4 separate regions of the Homo sapiens genome follow, and all the other regions are linked to region 4. Evidence: chromatin contacts called from ENCODE Hi-C or POLR2A ChIA-PET data. All regions are on one chromosome and are shown on one strand. Each heading gives the region's core, a stretch centred on a gene start or an enhancer-like site at or near the end of the contact. The rest is flanking DNA. Distances are from core to core; before and after follow the strand shown. Region 1 overlaps ITGAE (integrin subunit alpha E). Region 2 has its middle 13 kb from the start of HASPIN. Region 3 has its middle 18 kb from the start of CYB5D2. Region 4 holds the start of P2RX1 (purinergic receptor P2X 1).

The links. A loop is a pair of places that touch in the nucleus more often than their neighbours do. ChIA-PET counts read pairs that join two places held with the same protein, here RNA polymerase II (POLR2A). Pooled maps may share reads with other maps.
Region 1: a loop to region 4 is called in a pooled map, with 8 times the contacts of the local background. The contact joins the enhancer-like site here to the promoter of P2RX1 in region 4. A Hi-C loop is called at or near these places in 1 of 168 maps with a recorded cell type or tissue (B cell), 1 of 37 single-sample maps with no recorded cell type and 5 of 50 pooled maps. POLR2A ChIA-PET finds 5 or more read pairs at or near these places in 2 of 52 experiments (H1 and MCF 10A).
Region 2: a loop to region 4 is called in a pooled map, with 4 times the contacts of the local background. The contact joins the enhancer-like site here to the promoter of P2RX1 in region 4. A Hi-C loop is called at or near these places in 7 of 37 single-sample maps with no recorded cell type and 8 of 50 pooled maps. POLR2A ChIA-PET finds 5 or more read pairs at or near these places in 3 of 52 experiments (B cell, OCI-LY7 and PC-9).
Region 3: a pooled map shows a loop between it and region 4 (2.9-fold over the local background). The contact joins the enhancer-like site here to the promoter of P2RX1 in region 4. A Hi-C loop is called at or near these places in 1 of 37 single-sample maps with no recorded cell type and 4 of 50 pooled maps. POLR2A ChIA-PET finds 5 or more read pairs at or near these places in 2 of 52 experiments (activated T-cell and endothelial cell of umbilical vein).

The regions. Positions count from the first base shown.
Region 1 is chr17:3,761,960-3,764,794 of GRCh38, forward strand. It overlaps ITGAE (integrin subunit alpha E), which reads right to left. Exons shown (of 31, transcript NM_002208.5): 3 at 1,910-2,001; 4 at 1-23. Among named protein-coding and RNA genes, the nearest start is that of ITGAE, 38 kb to the right of the region's middle. RefSeq lists an enhancer at 1,720-1,819. Within about 2 kb of position 1,497, at least 4 of the 41 ENCODE cell types and tissues checked have a DNase peak (open chromatin) inside an H3K27ac peak, as active enhancers do.
Region 2 is chr17:3,709,475-3,712,423 of GRCh38, forward strand. It overlaps a transcript of P2RX5 not described here. Among named protein-coding and RNA genes, the nearest start is that of HASPIN, 13 kb to the right of the region's middle. RefSeq lists a silencer at 1,348-1,548. Within about 2 kb of position 1,642, at least 10 of the 41 ENCODE cell types and tissues checked have a DNase peak (open chromatin) inside an H3K27ac peak, as active enhancers do; they include B cell, OCI-LY7 and PC-9, where a contact is called at or near this core.
Region 3 is chr17:4,159,885-4,162,814 of GRCh38, forward strand. No RefSeq gene overlaps it. Among named protein-coding and RNA genes, the nearest start is that of CYB5D2, 18 kb to the left of the region's middle. Within about 2 kb of position 1,512, at least 14 of the 41 ENCODE cell types and tissues checked have a DNase peak (open chromatin) inside an H3K27ac peak, as active enhancers do.
Region 4 is chr17:3,914,839-3,917,730 of GRCh38, forward strand. P2RX1 (purinergic receptor P2X 1) reads right to left here and starts at 1,627. Exons shown (of 12, transcript NM_002558.4): 1 at 1,251-1,627. The coding sequence starts at 1,387. RefSeq lists enhancers at 1-8, 731-800.

The DNA.
Region 1 (2,835 bases), core at 247-2,746, 150 kb before region 4:
CCCCTTGGGGATGGGGACATGCTCTGAAAAAGTTAAGCCCAGGTGAGGAGGAGGAGGGGACTCTGGGAGGCAGAGACCCGAAGCCAAGGTCAGAGGGCACAGAGCCACCTTGGTCAGGCCCCCATGAGGAACTGTTGGCCACTCAGAGAAGCCTCTAGAAAGCTAGAGCGGGGGCCTTCAAGGTCAGGACTGGACACGTTCAGGGCCGAGTGCCCATCCCCGGGGCTCATTTGCTGACCCTTTCAACACGTGCCCATTGACGTCTGCTCTGTGCCCAGCCTTGTGAGCGTGGTGATGGGCGTCCAGCAACAGCGGATGCCTGCTGCTTTTCCTCAGTGGGTTTGGTCGGGCAGGTGGGTGGAGAAGCACTGCCTGGTGGGTATGTAAGTGCCAAGGAATGTGCAAGATACCGTGGGACTGGCTGTGTGGACCAAGGAACCCCCCAGCCTCACAGACCCATCCTGGGGAATCTTACTGCCCCCAGCCTCAGGGGCAGAAATGGTAGCTCCTTCCTCGTCCTCCCCACTGTCAGCCTCAGGATACTGTCTTATTTTTCAGTCATGGAATCACTCAGTCAACCCTGCTGGACTGAGATTGAGTCTGTTCAACTCAGTGCCTCTCAGACAAGGATTTTTTTTTTTTTTTTTTTTTTTTTTGAGACAGAGTCTTGCTCTGTCGCCCAGGCTGGAGTGCAGTGGCGCAATCTCGGCTCACTGCAAGCTCCGCCTCCCAGGTTCACGCCATTCTCCTGCCTCAGCCTCCTGAGTAGCTGGGACTACGTGTGCCCGTCACCACACCTGGCTAATTTCTTTTTGTATTTTTAGTAGAGACGGGATTTCACCGTGTTAGCTAGGATGGTCTCGATCTCCTGACCCATGATCGGCCCACCTCAGCCTCCCAAAGTGTTGGGATTACAGGCATGAGCCACCGTGCCTGGCAGGATTTTTTTTTTTTAAACAGTCTTGCTCTGTTGCCCAGGCTGGAGTCCAGTGGTGCAATGTCAGCTCACTGTAACCTCCACCTCCTGGGTTCAAGCGATTCTTCTGCCTCAGCCTCCCAAATAGCTGGGATTGTAGGCATGCACCACCACGCCTGGCTGATTTTTGTATTTTTGGTAGAGATGGGGTTTCATCATATTGGCCAGGCTGGTCTCGAACTCTGGACCTCAAATGATCTACCCGCCTTGGCCTCCCAGTGTGCTAAGATTACAGGCGTGAGCCACGGCGCCCAGCCTCAGACAAGACAAGGATTCTATTTATTTATATATATATAGCCAAGAGGTTGTCAGTAAATCTGTGACCTGAGTTTGACTGGGTAGGATGGATAGAGTTTAATGAGTGAATCAGGTTCATTCATTCATTCATTCATTCATTCATTCAAATGGCATTTATTGAGTACCTAATATATGTCAGGCCCCATGCTAGTTACTAGGGTGGCCACAGTTAGACTGAATATGTAGGGGGTGAATTGCACTGAGGTGTGATGACTTGCATCAGGAAGGGCTAGAGTTTCGAATCAGCCACCAACACTAAAAGTGTGAACTTTGTCATACTGGCAACCAAAAGACCTACATTCTCTGAACTGTAGCTTCCTCTCTTATAAATGGCGCGGTTTTGAGGATGAAAACAGAATGACTCAGAGGACTGCCGGGCACAGGGTGGGCACGCAATACGCTGTAGGTATCATTTCTGTTGCTAGGACTGTGTCAGGAAAGGTGGCTGGGGATTAGGATTGGGTTGGGGTGGGACTGGGCATTGGGATGGAATCTTGCTGTGGGTTATGCTGGAGTCTAGGGGTGAACGGGCTGGATGAGGCAGGGCTGGGGTTGGAATGGTTTGAGTTTAGATGAGGGGGATTTTGCTAGAAAGGGGGTCCTGGGGAGCATTCCCTGGAGTTGGGGCTGACTTACCTACAGGATGGCAAAGGATTTCATCCTGGACAAGGGAACATCGATGGAGGGGCCCTGGTGTCCTCTTGGTTCTGGGGCTGGTGACCAGGAGCCTGAGTGGGAGGGGAGGTTGCAAAGCTGAGCTGGCTGATGTTCCTCGTCTTCTCCCTGCCTGCCCAGCACCCTTCCCATTCCAGTTGCCTGCACTCACAAGCTCCCTGTCTGGCCGGCAGATTCCTAGCCCAGACTCTGGATTATGGGGAAGACATTTGCCCAACCTCTGCTTCTACACAGCACCAGGCAGGAAATGGTTAAATGCAACCCCTCTCTGCCTGCTGCCCACCCTGACAAAGAAGGGGTGATACTGATGGTTAATAAAAACTCTGCTCTCTTATGGGGACAGGGATGGGGAGGCCAGAAAACCACCAGCGTTGGGGTTGGTTCTGTTGGGGGCAGTGCTGGCTTCCTCGTGGGCCACCCAGGGGGCCTGCCCTGCCTGGCCTTAGTTCCTGAGAAGAGTACGCTGGTGCCCCTATCCTGTGGGTCAGTCAGAACTGGAGGTTTGGAGGCCGGGCGCGGCGGCTCACGCCTGTAATCCCAGCACTTTGGGAGGCTGAGGCAGGTGGATCATCTGGGGTCAGGACTTTGAGACCAGCCTGATCAATATGGTGAAACCCCGTGTCTACTAAAAATACAAAAATTAGCCGGGCATGGTGGCGTGTGCCTGTAGTCCCAGCTACTCAGGAGGCTGAGGCAGGAGAATTGCTTGAACCTGGGAGGCAGAGGTTGCAGTGAGCGGAGATCACGCCACTGCACTCCAGCCTGGGGGACAGAGTGTGACTTCGTCTCATAAATAAATAAATAAATAAAAGAACTGGAGGTTTGGGGGTGGCTGCCTCAGCCTGATTAAGGCAGCCTCAAGAGCTGCGCCTCCTGACTGCAAACTT
Region 2 (2,949 bases), core at 392-2,891, 210 kb before region 4:
GCTTCCTGAAGTGATTAAGTTTCCCTAAGCCAGGCACAGTGGCACATGCCCTTAGTCCCAGCTACTGCAGATCACTTGAGCTCAGGAGTTCAAGTCCAGCCTGGGTAACAAGGTGAGACCCCAGTCTCCAAAAGTAAAAGTTAAAAAATTTTAATAGCCAGGTGCAGTGGAGGCTCAAGCCTGTAATCCCAGCACTTTGGGAGGCTGAGGTGGGTGGATCACGAGGTCAGGAGTTCGAGACCAGCCTAACATGGTGAAACCCCGTCTCTACTAAAAATGCAAAAATTAGCTGGGCATGGTGGCGGGTGCCTGTAGTTCCAGCTACTCGGGGGGCTGAGGCAGGAGAATCGCTTGAACCCAGGAGGCGGAGTTTGCAGTAAGCCGAGATCATGCTACTGCACCCCAGCCTGGGCGAAAGAGCGAGACTCTGTCTCAAAAAACAAACAAAGAAAAACAAAACAAAACAAACAAAAATTAATAAAATGAAAGTTTCCCTTGATTCCATATACTGAATCTGTTCCTAGTTCAAGTAATGGTAAAATTCTGGTGCCATTATAATATAATTATGACTAGAAGACCCAGAAAATCTTAACCAAATACCCCTCCTTGTAAATGTATTAGAGATGTGCACAGAATAATGCAGTAGTGCAGATTATTTAAGACTGCAGGAGGCCGGGCGTGGCGGCTCACGCCTGGAATCCCAGCACTTTGGGAAGCCGAGGTGAGCGGATCACTTGAAGTCGGGAGTTCAAGACCAGCCTGGTCAACATGGTGAAACCCAGTCTCTACTAAAAATACAAAAATTAGTTTGGTGTGGTGGCATGCACCTGCAGTCCCAGCTACTCAGGAAGCTGAGGCATGAGAATCGATTGAACCTGGGAGGCGGAGGTTGCAGTGAGCCGAGATCATGCTACTGCACTCCAGCCTGGGAGAAAGAGCAAGACTCTATCTCAAATAAATAAATAAATAAATAAATTAATAAAATGAAAGTTTCCCTTGATTCCATATACTGAATCTGTTCCTAGTTCAAGTAATGGTAAAATTCTGGTGCCATTATAATATAATTATGACTAGAAGACCCAGAAAATCTTAACCAAAAACCCCTCCTTGTAAATGTATTAGAGATGTGCACAGAATAATGCAGTAGTGCAGATTATTTAAGACAGCAGGAGGCCGGGCGTGGCAACTCACGCCTGGAATCCCAGCACTTTGGGAAGCCGAGGTGAGCGGATCACTTGAAGTCGGGAGTTCAAGACCAGCCTGGCCGACATGGTGAAACCCCATCTCTACTAAAAATACAAAAGTTAGTTGGGCGTGGCGGCATGCACCTGCAGTCCCAGCTAATTAGGAAGCTGAGGCATGAGAATCGATTGAACCCAGAAGGCGGAGGTTGCAATGAGCCGAGATCGCACCACTGCACTCCAGCATGAACGAGAGCGAGACCCTGTCTCAAAAAAACAAAACAAAACAAAAAAAACTGCTGTTCCCTCCAATAACTGCATCCAAAGTTCAGCGGGTCCCAGCTCAGTCCTTTTCTGGGTAGCAGAGTGGCCCTATGGCATGACTCACTGTTCTTGGATCTATGCAAGCTCTACCATTTCCTGTCCCAGGCAGAGGGTGAAAAGGAAATGAGAAAGGCCTAGCACCTAAAAGGCAGCTTGTAGAAGAAAGACCGGCTGGGAAAGTACCCCATGTGCTTTCTGTTCTCCTTTGCCCTGGTACAGGATAGTGAGTGCAGATTCGAATAACCTGTTTCTCTCATGATACCATCTGAACTTTGGAGGGATGAAACCAATGAAACCAAGCAGGTGTGAAAACCTAAATTGGCCACGTTATTTAGACCTCATTCAATTACGAGAAAAGGTTACTCCACAGGGCTGAGCCCAGCACTCATTCTTTTTTTTTTTTTTTTTTTTTTTTTTTTTTGAGACGGAGTCTCGCTCTGTCACCCAGGCTGGAGTGCAGTGGCGCGATCTTGGCTCACTGCAAGCTCTGCCTCCCGGGTTCAAGCGATTCTCCTGCCTCAGCCTCCAGAGTAGCTGGGATTACAGGCACCCACCACCACGCCCAGCTAATTTTGTATTTTTAATGAAGATGGGGTTTCTCCATGTTGGTCAGGCTGCTCTCAAGCTCCCGACCTCAGGTGATCTGCCCACGTCGGCGCCTCCCGAAGTGCTGGGATTACAGGCGTGAGCCACTGCGCCCGGCCTCATTATTTATTTATTTATTTATTTTTTTGAGACAGGGTCTCGCTCTGTTGCCCAGGCTGGAGTGCAGTGGCACGATCTCGTCTCACTGCAAACTCTGCCTTCTGGGTTCAAGCGATTCTCATGCCTCAGCCTCCTGAGTAGCTGGGACTACAGGTGTATGCCACAGACCTTGGCCCAAGCCATAGCATATGAATTTGTAAAATCTAACCATGTCGCACTTAAAAGTGTCTTCCTCCTCATTAAGTAGTTCCTGATGTAGTTCCCCCGATTACAGCTGCCTTGCTCTAACGCCAATTGGATCAGCACGACTCAGTAAGTCAATAACAAACAGGCTTCCCAGTGACGATGGAAGTGGGGTCTTATTTGCAATTTTAAAAAGTATAAAAAGCAGGGGCTTTTATATAATATGAAAACTTGGACACAACTCCTGAGCACAACAGGAAAATAAGTAAGCAAACTTACCTGTGTGTTTTCCCTCAAAGGCAAATTCCACTGAAACAACCCAAGAGTTACAAGGAAGGGGAAAAGCCTGTGGCAGCATTGGAAAACAGAGAACAATATCATCAAGTGACCGATAGCACAGACGGATTTCTGAACGAAATGAAGATGATGGAATCAGATCAACAGGGAAGCAGATGGTGCCCAACAGCCTAGTGATGTAACACTGGCAAGGTACGGGGCTCCATGAGAGGTGAATGGGCTGCTCCAACCAAGCCCTAGAAACTACCCAAAGGCAGAG
Region 3 (2,930 bases), core at 262-2,761, 240 kb after region 4:
GCTCCGTACCCCTATATCCACATGACTCAGCTATGTACCCCTATATCCACATGACTGAGCTCTGTACCCCTATAATCCACGACTGTCCGTACCCCTATATCCACATGACTCAGCGCCGTACCCCTATATCCACATGACTCAGCGCCGTACCCCTATATCCACATGACTCAGCTCTGTACCCCTATAATCCACATGACTCAGCGCCGTACCCCTATATCCACGACTCAGCTCCGTACCCCTATATCCACATGACTCAGCTCCGTACCCCTATAATCCACATGACTCAGCTCCGTACCCCTATATCCACGACCCAGCTCCGTACCCCTATAATCCACATGACTCAGCTCCGTACCCCTGTATCCACATGACTCAGCGCCGTACCCCTGTATCCACGACTCGGCTCCATACCCCGATATCCACGACTCGGCTCTGTGCCCCTATATCCACAACTCAGCGCTGTACCCCTACATTCACGCAACTCAGCTCCGTACCCCTATAATCCACTTTACTCAGTGCCGTACCCCTATAATCCACATTACTCAGCGCTGTACCCCTATATCTACATGACTCAGAGCCTTACCCCATATCCATGTGACTCAGCTCCTCACCCCTATATCCACGTGACTCAGCACCATGCCCCTATAATCCACTTTACTCAGCGCTGTACCCCTATATCCACCGCACCTAGCGTGTGGGAAGTTCGTGCAGAGTTGTTTCTTTTTTTGAGACAGGGTCTTACTCTGTTGCCCAGGCTGGAGTGCAGTGGCGTGATCATAGCTCACTGCAGCCTTGACCTCCCGGGCTCAAAAAGATTCTGCCACTTCAGCCTCCCGAGTAGCTGGGATGATGGGCACGTACCAGCATGCCCGGCTAGTTTTTTATTTTTGTAGAGATGGGGTTTTACCTTGTTGCCCAGCCTGGTCTCCAACTCCTGGGCTCAAGCAATCTGCCCACCTCGGCCTCCCAAAGTGCTGGGATTACAGGCGTGAGCCACCGCACTTTTTGGAGATAAGGCAATAAAGGCACATAGAACTTAAGTCACTGAGCATGGACCTGAGCCTAGAACTCAAAGCTCTGGATGCCTGATTCGGTGCCATTTTCACTCCTCCATATTTCTGTATGTCTCTGCCCTCCCTGGGGCAGGACCAGGAGCAGACAGAAAGAAGAGCTGAAATTAGGATTTTCTTCTGAGTTCTAGGCAGTCCCTGAGCTCAGTGCTGAGACTTCTCTATTAACCAGAAACAGCCCCCAACTCCATGCTAACTGGAAACTAGTTACTGCCCATGATTTAGTCCTCCTTAGTCATTCAGCAAATAACTTACCAAGAACCTACTATGTGCCAGGCATCACGTTAGGGTTGGGTGGTCGAGGAAGCAAGGCTTCCGACCTCAGGGGGCTTATAGTATGGTGGAATAAACCCAGTAGAGCAGCCAGAGGCTGTCCTTGCGGTAGGAATGCAGGGAGAGTGTGAGGGCCAGGTCCCAAGATGTTCTGATCCTTCAAAAAACAAACAAACAAAAAGGAGCATTAGTCATTCCAGCCAGCTGCGGGCTCTGGCCGTGCCTAGAGGGTACCTGATCTCTGACTGATGCAAGAGCCCTGCGTGCAGGCTCCAGGACAGACTTGGCTGGCTTCAGCAGCCTGCTCTGTTCCTTGCTCAGTTGAGAATTCATTTCCTTTTTGATACTTACCTTATGGTACTTACCTTCCTACTTAATCTGGTAACACATCTCTCATGTCAGGGCAAAGGATTCAGCAAAGAATTAGGTTCAGCAAGAGTAGGTTGTCATTTTAATGGCCTGAAGGGCTCAGCCATGAGAAGCTGGTAATTACTGGAGAAATGCCTGGCCTTTCCCTCTCCAGTACAGGTGGCCCTGGGCAAAACCATGGGGGAGGAAGGGCAAGGCCCTGATGGAAGCCACAGATAAGCTCAGCTTAGGCTGAGCATGCAGTTAGACTTGCTGGCAGAAGGAAGGGAAGGAGAAAACATACATATTGGGCAACTATGCTGGGCCAGGCCTTGTTCTCATTTAATCTCTATGCCTGCCTTGAGAAGTTCCCATTTTATGGCCCAGAAAAGGGGCATAAATATCTCCCCACCTCTTCTAATAGTTACATCAACCGTCGGGTGACAGAGCTGGGCTTTGTGATGCGAGTCTGATCTCTGCCACACCAGTGAGCACAGTGTCAAGGCAAAGCCTTTGCAGCTGCACTCCACTCCAACATTGTGAAGGAGGCCGGGCGCTTATAATCCCAGCACTTTGGGAGCCCAAGGTGGGCGGATCTCTTGAAGCCAGGAGTTCGATGGAGGCCAGCCCGGCCAACATGGTGAAACCCCATCTCTACTAAAATACAAAAATTAGCTGGGTGTGGTGGTACGCATCTGCAGTCCTAGCTACTGGGGAGGTGGAGGCTGCAGTGAGCCGAGATCACACCACTGCACTCCAGCCTGGGCGACAGAGAGAGACTCTCCCAAAACAAACAAACAAAACCCAAAAATAAAGAAGTCATCTTGAAAGAAGTTTCAACATTTGCCTTTTCATTCTGAGATTACAGTTTTCTATAAACATCTAAGAGTGAAGAGTCTGACGTTTTTTGGTCACAGCTGAGCCACTGCGTGACCCCCGCCCCGCCCCACACTCACTTTGCTCTAGGCAAAGCTGTACTCTGAAAGCTGGCCCCAATGGGGAGGTTAGGACTGTGCCTGCTCAGAAGTCTGTGGGTGCCTCAGAGAAGGGCAACAACCCTAGGCTGGACCCTAGCCTTGAGAGTACTTCCTACTGCCAGAGCCCCCAGATTTCTTCCGGTGGCAGCAGATACTGCCAGAAGAGCCTGCGGTGCACACACCAGAATCCGGGTACTTGGATGAGAAGGACACATTACTGATCACCTTCCTCCAGGCAACCCTGTCAGTTAAGGACTACAGTCCC
Region 4 (2,892 bases), core at 377-2,876:
TCAGACATCACAGATGTCAAATTAGTTTCTGAACAAGAGAGAGGAGAGGTCAAGGCTGGGGTCTGGCCCTGGGTCCACCTGGCCGGCTCTGAGGTTCTGGGGACTGGTGGGACAGAAGGAGGGCTCTTTTGGACGCCAGAAGTTTCCGGGGGACTAGGACTTCATGGTCCTTGTTTGGGCCCTGGGTCAGCCTGCCCTGGACTCCATTTAGCAGTTCTGGTTCGGAACCATGGTAAAAATGGGGAGGGTAGAGCTCTCAGAATCACACGGCAAAGGCAGGCAGGGGCTACTGGGCACCCCTAGGACCCCAGCAGGGGCTGAGCCCCCTCCAGTGGCCCTGGGGCCTCCAGGAGACCTCTGCAGAGTCACTGTGAGTGGACAAGATGCACCACACACAGGGGACACACACTGGCCACCCAGACACTTGGCCACAGGGCAGACATGGGCACAGCCATATGTACACATAAGGGTACCCACATGTGGGCACTCAGCACCAGGGACACACACCCAGACACATATAGGCACAGAGCTCCATATGCACACTCACAAGTGTGCCAGCCTCTGCCAGGCCTGTCTTGGCTCCCGAGACAACCATACTGCAGGAGCGTCCCACGCTGCCTCTGATTCTGCACTCCCAGCCCGGTGGGACAGGTCCGGAGATGCCCAGAAAGGAACTATCATCCCTGGGACCAGAACCAATCTCTGTCCTCCGCCTGACATGCCAACATGAAGGCACCAGGTATTCAGAATGTGAGAGTTTCTCTGCTCCGGGGGCCTCAAACGTCCCTGGATGTCCCTTGCTCAGGCAGGGAAGCTGGCAGCAGAGTCTGTCTCTCTCTAACTTGTCATATGGGGTGACGGGTGTGGGGTATGGCCTCTGTGTGTCAGTGGCGGCCTGGTTTGGCAGGCGGTCAGAGGTCGAGGACTCAGTGGCTGTGGTTGGTGGTGCCCTGGCCCTGAACACCACTAACCACTCAAAGGAACCATAACACTGAGCCGGCTCCTCAGAACCCAGAGACTCTGCCTCCTGTTCACCGAAGGCCCCCGGGCAGGGCTTCCCCTCCGGCCTCGTCCCCATCTCAACAGCGAGTTGGCAGGATTTTCTATTCTCGCACAGTGGCTTGCCAGGAAGGCCTTCCCCTGGATGGAGAGGAAGAGGGGCTCGCTGGTGTCACGCAAGGGATGTCAGAGTCTGGAGGACAGGCCCGGGGTAGGGGCTGGTGCAGGCAGCGGGAGGCGCCCGGACTCACCCGATGACGTAGACCAGGACCACCAGCTGGATCAGTCGGAAGATAACGCCCACCTTCTTATTACGCACCAGCACCATGCGGGGGGTGTCATACTCGAAGAGGAAGGCGGCCAGCTCCTCCTGGAACCGCCGTGCCATGGTGGGCCGGCTGGGGCTCAGAACTGAGCCCCCTGCACGGCCTCTGCTCTCAGGGTGAGCCGGGTGCCACCACCCACGTCGATGGTAGAGCTTCTGGGGGCTTCCTGGCCCCTTAGGAAGAGCAGGGCGGTGCAGGTGGAGCCAGAGGACAGGAGCCAGAGGTCAGCTGGAGGCACTTGGGTTGGAGAGAGAATCCCTGGGTGATCAGAGCAGCTCTTGGCCCCTGGAAGGCAACAGACTGCAGGCCAGCCTCGCCCATGGACAAATAAATTCCCAAAGATAGATGGGGCGGGGCTGGTGGGGCCACCCAGGCCCAGCCCCACTGCCCCTCCTGGCTCTGCGTGGGCCTTGTTGGGCCTCCGGAAACAGGAGTTGTTGGCAGGAAACCACAGGCCACCCGTCACAGGGGCAAAGATAAAGCTCTCAGTCGACTCCTCAAGTTATCCTCCCCCCAAAACCTGGCAAGATGGAGCTCTGGCCAGGGCCTGGGGGAAGCTGGAGTCTCCTCAGATTAGGGGACTCCCCGCGACTCCCCTCCACTGCCAAAATGAGACCTCCATCCCCAGCCCCATCCACCACCCTCCACCCTCCCCCACCAGGGTTGGCTGCTTCGTCCCTGGGGGTCTGCAGCGAGCAAGGCAGAGAGGAAGGAGGCTCTGAGTTCCAGCCTGGCCTGTGCCCGGTCAACCTCGGTGCTGAGCTGGCATCTCTATCCCCCAGCTCTCCTCTCCCACTGTCTGTCCTGCCGGGGCCACCATCAGAGGGAGAGAGGTGGCAGGTGCCCAGCCAAGACCAGCACCACATCCGTCACCAGTGCCATGGGGGGCCCAAGACCAGCCGAGAGAGCCTGACCTCGGAGATCCCTGGCTCTGCCACTTCTTGGCTGTGGGGGCTGGGTGTCACCTTGCCTCTCCGAGCCTGCTTCCTCATCTGTAAATTGGGGTAATAAGGGCTGTTCCTTCTAGGTCGAGGCTCACAGGGGATGGGTCTCAGCAACACGGGACAGAGAACTGGAGGCCACCATTGAGTCTGGGGCACAGCACCTCTGCAGTCCCTGCCTTCCCTTCCCACCCCCAGCTCGGGCCCTGAACACAGGGGTTTGGGGTGGGCAGAGGGTCCCACGTTGGCTCCTCAGAGCTGGAGGCCTCCCCAGCCCCACCCCTCGTTTTGAAGATGAGAAAACCAAGCTCAGAGAAGAGAAATGAGTTGCCCAAGCTCACCCGGGGTGGTACTGGAGGTTCAAGCTGGAAGCAGGGGCCTCCCTGGCGAGCCCCCACGGCCCTGTCGTCGGAGCCGCCCCACCCTTAAGGCTGATAAGGAGTCTTCTTGCTGGCGAGCCATGAGCTGGAAGTGCTCTGGGCAGGGAGCCAGGCCCTGGGGCTGGGAATCCCGGCAGCCTGTCTGAATGGGGGTCACCCACAGAGGGCTGCCCATGGCCCCTTCCAGCACCCAGGTCAGTCTCTCCTTGTCAAGTAGATCAGCCTCACCCCTCGCGGAGTTTCTGC